Linked DNA regions of Homo sapiens: region 2 is linked to region 1. Evidence: chromatin contacts called from ENCODE POLR2A ChIA-PET data. All regions are on one chromosome and are shown on one strand. Each heading gives the region's core, a stretch centred on a gene start or an enhancer-like site at or near the end of the contact. The rest is flanking DNA. Distances are from core to core; before and after follow the strand shown. Region 1 holds the start of UBE2J1 (ubiquitin conjugating enzyme E2 J1). Region 2 overlaps CRYBG1 (crystallin beta-gamma domain containing 1).

Evidence for each region. ChIA-PET counts read pairs that join two places held with the same protein, here RNA polymerase II (POLR2A).
Region 2: POLR2A ChIA-PET joins it to region 1 with 14 read pairs in naive thymus-derived CD4-positive, alpha-beta T cell. The contact joins the enhancer-like site here to the promoter of UBE2J1 in region 1. POLR2A ChIA-PET finds 5 or more read pairs at or near these places in 2 of 52 experiments (activated B cell and naive thymus-derived CD4-positive, alpha-beta T cell).

Annotation. Positions count from the first base shown.
Region 1 is chr6:89,350,827-89,354,276 of GRCh38, forward strand. It overlaps UBE2J1 (ubiquitin conjugating enzyme E2 J1), which reads right to left and starts at 1,896. Exons shown (of 8, transcript NM_016021.3): 1 at 1,713-1,896. The coding sequence starts at 1,743. RefSeq lists an enhancer at 1,202-2,151 and silencers at 1,448-1,507, 1,538-2,247, 2,258-2,357.
Region 2 is chr6:106,518,526-106,521,975 of GRCh38, forward strand. It overlaps CRYBG1 (crystallin beta-gamma domain containing 1), which reads left to right. Exons shown (of 22, transcript NM_001371242.2): 4 at 606-2,928. Among named protein-coding and RNA genes, the nearest start is that of RTN4IP1, 110 kb to the right of the region's middle. RefSeq lists enhancers at 740-1,939, 1,162-1,651, 2,392-2,441. Within about 2 kb of position 1,251, at least 24 of the 41 ENCODE cell types and tissues checked have a DNase peak (open chromatin) inside an H3K27ac peak, as active enhancers do.

The sequences.
Region 1 (3,450 bases), core at 646-3,145:
TCCATTCTAAACTGCACTACTACTCACATGTGCATTATCCTCTGGACCTTTCACTAAGCACCTCTGCTGTCCTAAGGAACCGTGTGACCAGGGAGCCACCATACATTTTTACCCAAACAGCTCCAGTTAAATATACCACAATGTAAATAATTCAATCATTTTACCATCTAGCTTAAAAATTAAGCTTTTCTTTCCCTCTTTCTCTTTGGTCTTTTCTTCCTCCCTCCCCACCCCGGGATTCTCTTTTTTTTTTTTTTTTTTTTTTTTTTTTTTGAGATGGAGTCTCGCTCTGTCGCCCACACTGGAGTGCAGTGGCGCGATCTCGGCTCACTGCAACCTCCTCCCCGGGTCAAGCCATCCTCCTGCCTCAGCCTCCCGAGTGGCTGGAACTACAGGAGTGCGCCACCACCATGCCCGGCTGATTTTTGTGTTTTTAGTAGAGACGGGGTTTCACCATGTTGGCCAGGCTGCTCTCCACCTCCTGGGCTCAAGCCTCCCAAAGTGCTGGGATTACAAGCGTGTGCCACCGTGCCAGGTCTTCATCAGATTTTTTTAAGGAGTCAGTGGCTCCTAAAATATTATGACCAGTTCTACACACTTGGTCACCTAAGGACATTTCTTAGCCTGACAGCACTCAGGCTAACAAAGCTCCCTCCAATCAATATCCTCAGGCTTTTCTGGGGTTTTTGCATATTCTGAAACCTTACAAAAAACCCAAAGATTCACAGTGTCAACTCTTTCCACAAGGATGCTAGTCTTGCTAATTCCTACTGAGAAACAGCTTTTTTTGGAAGGAAATTTTAAGCAACAGCAAAAGTTGGTGAAATCATCACTAATATCCTAGAGTTTATCATGCAGAGTTAACTGTGGAGTTTCTTCCCCCTGACAAAATGTATCAAGGTACAGATAGAAAAAATACCATTTAGAGGATCCAATGATTCATTTCAAGCCTGTTTTATTAAGCTGAGAAAGCTAGTTGCTTATCTTTATAATGCACCAGAAAGTAATTAGAGGCTAGGATTGCTGGGACTGCTTGTGTAAATATAAAGCAGGATCATTAAATGCAGGAAAGGAATCGCTACGACTGAATACAGATACATTTCATATTAGCCAGTCTGGCAAAAATCAAGGTTAGCTCTCAAGAACAGGGCTCAACGAGGTGTTTTTTTGTTGTTGTTTTGTTTTGCTTTAGCTCTATAGTTAACTGGTTTAGTTACAGAACATTTCCTTTATGTCTGTAATTGTATTCGCCCAAGTGCTGCAAATAGGATATTTAAACGACCAACTCCTCAAATGTGAGTAAATCAGCCGGCAGTAAATAGAAGTAAATAGAAGTCCGGTGGCAGCGACAGGGAGGGAATAGCGACCAGGTACAGCGAGGGGGTTGATGACTATCGCCCACCGACATCACCTTTACACCTGTTCTCAGGGATGAGTTTCTGACCCAGCTCTACGGGACCAGGCGAAGATGAGAAAAGGGAGAGGCTGGGTGCTGCGGGGCGCGCTGGCCGGCCGGGGGATTGGCAGCGGACGTCCACCCGGCCACCTCGCCCTGCGGCCTGTACTTCCCGGGCAGGCGGCGGTCTCGCGTAGAGCGCGAAACCAGGAGCTGAGCCGCGAGTGGCGCCAGACGCGAGGGGACCGAGGCGGCGACCACCCCGGGGTCCAGGGTCACTCCGCCCTCCTCGCCCAGGGGCCCCAGCCCTGCTCACCCGGACTCTTCAGGTTGTAGCGGGTCTCCATGGTGGGTCGCTGGCTTGGCTCCGGCCTCCCGGGCCGCTGCCACCTCCTCTCCACGCGGCCGCTGCCCGGGTCTCAGCGCGGCTCGGGCGGACGGGGCCTGGCCGAGGAGCCTCGGCAAATGCCGCCCAGTCCAGCCTGGACTGCGGGCGGGGTGGCAAGGCTGAGTGCGGGCGAGGCGCTCGCTTCGCGATGGCGCCGCCTCCTCCACTGCGCCCCCGCCTCCCTGAGTGCCTGGCAGGCACCGGCGCCGGCCGGGGCGGCGCTGAACCGGGCGCCCGGGCTGGAGGTCAGCCTCCTCGGGTAGTCGCAGGCCCAGCCCTGCCGCGGCCGCCCGGCTTGCGTCACCCGCCCTCGTCCGGGATTTGTGAAGTTGCCCTGACGTGGCAGTAGCTTCGTGGCGGTCGGTCACTACCCAGCCGCCGCCCGCCCGGCGAAGCCGGCTTGGGGAGGTGCAGGAGCGAGCGGCGTCCTCGTCCTCTCGTCCCGGCCCTGCCCGCTGTAGGCGAGGTCCGGGACCCCCGGGCCCTCGAGAGCTCGGAGGGGGCGCCGGGCTCCGGCTGCAAAGCTGTCCGCAGCCGGCTGCCCGCGCGCGGTCCCGCAGGGTCTGGGAAAGGCTTTGTTTTTAGATTCAGTTGCTGTTGCGAGGGGCGGGGGTTAAGTGAGGAGGGGGAAAGCCAGTGACAAGGAAATGGAATAGGATTTTTTTTATTTTTTATTTTGTGTGTGTGTGTGACGGTGTCACCGCTCTGTCGCCCAGGCTGGGATGCAGTGGCGCGATCTTGGCTCACTGCAGCCTCTACCTCCCGGGCCCAAGCGATCCTCCCACCTCAGCCTCCAGCGTGGCTGGGACCACAGGTGTGTGCCACCATGCCCGGTTAATTTTTTGTATTTTTGTTAGAGACACGGTTTCACCGTGTTGGCCAGGCTCGTCTCGAACTCCTGGACTCAAGCGATCCGCCCGCCTCGGCCTTCCAAAGTGCTGGGGTTACAGGCGTGAGCCACGGCTCTGGCCAGAGTTGGATATTCATAACAATTTTTTTCTCGGGTAGTGTGTTAGGTGCACGACATGTTTTAGGCATTGCAGGAGTTTTGTTTTTTTTGGTTTGTTTAGATGTAAAAGCTGTCAAAAAAAGGAATTACATTTAATGTGAGGGAAAGCATACAAATATGAAAGGTTAAACTTCAAAGGACACACTTACTGCTTCATTGTCCAATGTGTGGGATCGAGAGAGGACTGAGTTCAAAAGACTTAAGGAGTAGGGACCTTACTAAAGGAAAGGAGGGAGGGATTGGGAAGGTGGGGAGGATAGAAAGGGTTAATCAGGTTGGGCAAGTTTTATTCTGTTATATAAAGACATAAACTCTTAAATTTGATTTGTTTTCTATTGTTAAAGTTAATCTAAATCTGTGAGTTTCTTGATGAAATTGGGAGTAAAAAAGTGAAGGATATCTAAAATTAGATGGTATATTTTAAATCATTCCCTGATGTTGTTTTCTGTATAGTAAACTGATAATCTGACTGACTGAGATATGCAAACAAAACCAAACTCCAATGCTGCTTCATTCATTCATTGTGTTGAATCTTCAGATTAACTGACACTTGACACCCTCTCCTGCCACAGCTCTACAAAAGCCCCTAATTTGTGCAGTAGGCCCTACCACAGCAAGGCCTGCAAAGCAGGTGCTGTATATAATGCGTTCCTATTT
Region 2 (3,450 bases), core at 1-2,500, about 17 Mb after region 1:
ACGTACTCAATAAATTAGTTCATCCCTCATCCCTAGAGTTTCTTGGCTATATAATCTTCCGATCCCTCATATGCAAGCAAAACACCCATTAAAAATAGTTGGTAGTGTACTTAGGACTATTTAAAAATAGTTTCATTAAAAAACAAATGTGGCAGAGAATGGTGGCTCATGCCTGTAATCCCAGCACTTGGGGAGGCCAAGATGGGAGGATTGCTTGAAGCCAGGAGTTTGAGACCAGCCTGGGTGACATAGACCCCATTCTACAAAAAAATAAAAATAAAAAAATTAGTTGGGTGTGTGATATGTGCCTGTAGTCCCAGCTACCTGGGAGGCTGAAGCAGGAGGATTGCCTGAGCCCAGGAGTTCGAGGCTGCAGCAATCTATGATCACACTGCTGTACTCCAGTCTTGGCGACAGAGCAAGACCTTGTCTTAAAAACACATGTGTGCGCACACACACACACACATACACACACACACACACCACACTCCAAATGTTATATATCAGGGAGATGTTGGCTTTTCATAGTTTTATAATTAATTGGTTTGTGTGTTCACTTTTTAAAACTAGGTCAATAACTTTATCTTCCTGCTTTTTCCTCACAGCCCTGCCAAGCCCAAACATGTGGAACTAAATCTTAAAACCCCTAAGAATCTTGACAGTTTGGGAAATGAGCACAATCCATTTAGCCAGCCAGTTCACAAAGGCAACACTGCCACCAAAATCTCCTTATTTGAAAACAAACGGACAAACAGTAGCCCAAGACACACTGACATTCGAGGCCAAAGGAATACTCCTGCCTCTAGTAAAACGTTTGTTGGGAGGGCAAAGCTGAATTTAGCCAAAAAAGCCAAAGAAATGGAGCAACCTGAAAAGAAAGTAATGCCAAACAGTCCCCAGAATGGTGTGCTGGTTAAGGAAACTGCTATAGAAACCAAAGTTACCGTCTCGGAAGAAGAGATTCTGCCAGCAACCAGAGGAATGAATGGAGACTCTTCTGAGAATCAAGCTCTTGGTCCTCAGCCTAACCAAGATGATAAAGCAGATGTACAAACAGATGCTGGCTGCCTTTCAGAACCAGTGGCTTCTGCTCTGATTCCTGTCAAGGATCATAAGCTCTTAGAGAAGGAGGACTCAGAGGCTGCAGACAGCAAAAGCCTTGTACTTGAAAATGTAACCGATACAGCACAAGACATCCCCACCACTGTGGATACCAAAGATTTACCTCCAACGGCCATGCCAAAGCCACAGCATACATTTTCTGACTCACAGTCCCCTGCTGAGTCATCTCCTGGGCCTTCTCTTTCACTGTCTGCACCCGCTCCTGGGGATGTTCCCAAAGACACATGTGTTCAATCACCCATAAGCAGTTTCCCATGCACTGATCTAAAAGTGTCAGAAAACCATAAAGGATGTGTTTTGCCTGTGTCTCGTCAGAACAATGAGAAAATGCCACTTTTAGAACTTGGAGGAGAAACAACCCCTCCTTTGTCCACAGAGCGTAGTCCAGAAGCTGTGGGAAGTGAGTGTCCATCCAGAGTCCTCGTCCAGGTCAGGTCCTTCGTGCTCCCCGTGGAGAGCACCCAGGATGTGAGCTCCCAGGTCATCCCAGAGAGCTCTGAAGTTAGAGAAGTGCAGTTGCCAACTTGTCACAGTAATGAACCTGAAGTGGTTTCCGTTGCAAGTTGTGCTCCCCCACAAGAGGAAGTACTGGGCAATGAACACTCTCATTGCACAGCAGAGCTCGCGGCAAAATCTGGCCCACAAGTCATACCGCCAGCATCAGAGAAAACTCTGCCTATTCAGGCTCAAAGTCAGGGCAGCAGAACACCCCTGATGGCTGAATCCAGTCCCACCAACTCTCCCAGCAGCGGAAATCACTTAGCCACTCCTCAAAGGCCAGATCAGACTGTTACAAATGGCCAGGATAGCCCTGCCAGCCTTTTGAACATTTCTGCTGGTAGTGATGATAGTGTATTTGATTCTTCTTCTGATATGGAAAAATTCACTGAAATTATAAAACAGATGGATAGCGCAGTTTGTATGCCCATGAAAAGAAAGAAGGCCAGGATGCCAAACTCTCCTGCTCCTCACTTTGCCATGCCTCCTATTCACGAAGACCATTTAGAAAAGGTGTTTGATCCCAAAGTGTTTACCTTTGGTTTGGGGAAGAAGAAGGAAAGTCAGCCAGAAATGTCACCGGCTTTACATTTGATGCAGAACCTTGACACAAAATCCAAACTGAGACCCAAACGTGCATCTGCTGAACAGAGCGTCCTCTTCAAGTCCCTGCACACCAACACTAATGGGAACAGTGAGCCTCTGGTGATGCCGGAAATCAATGACAAAGAGAACAGGGACGTCACAAATGGTGGCATTAAGAGATCGAGACTAGAAAAAAGTGCACTTTTCTCAAGCTTGTTATCTTCTTTACCACAAGACAAAATCTTTTCTCCTTCTGTGACATCAGTCAACACTATGACCACGGCTTTCAGTACTTCTCAGAACGGTTCCCTATCTCAGTCTTCAGTGTCACAGCCCACGACTGAGGGTGCCCCGCCCTGTGGTTTGAACAAAGAACAGTCAAATCTTCTGCCCGACAACTCCTTAAAGGTCTTCAATTTCAACTCGTCAAGTACATCACACTCCAGTTTGAAAAGTCCAAGCCACATGGAAAAATACCCGCAAAAAGAGAAAACCAAAGAAGATCTGGATTCACGAAGCAACCTACACTTGCCAGAAACTAAATTTTCTGAATTGTCAAAACTGAAGAATGATGATATGGAAAAGGCTAATCATATTGAAAGTGTTATTAAATCAAACTTGCCAAACTGTGCAAACAGTGACACCGACTTCATGGGTCTTTTCAAATCAAGCCGGTATGACCCAAGCATTTCTTTTTCTGGAATGTCATTATCAGACACAATGGTAAGTAGCAATGTGTTATTATTTATTTGGGGTATTTTTAAAGCAAGGGAAGAGAAGGATGATGAGCAACTCATGTTATTCTTTTAGAAATGGTTAAGCTTATGTGCTATAGTTTTTATTCATTCATCACATATTTGAAAACCTGCAATGTACAAGGGACCGTTAGAGTGCAAGAAAAAAATGTACTAAGAGTCTTCACTGAAGGCATCTGTAGTCTTGCAGGGAGATAAAGCTACAAATGCTCTAAGGCACATGATCTTTTTTTTTTTTTTTTTTTTTTTTTGAGACAGAGTCTCGCTCTGTCGCCCAGGCTGGAGTGCAGTGGTGCAATCTCAGCTCACTGCAACCTCCACCTCCTGGGTTCAAGCGATTCTTCTGCCTCGGCTTCCCTAGTAGCAGGGAATGCAGGCGCGTGCCACCACGCCTGGCTAATTTTTGTATTTTTAGTAAAGACTGAAAATACAAATACGGGGGTTTTACCATATTGGCTGGGCTGGTCTCGAACTCCTGACCTCGTGATCC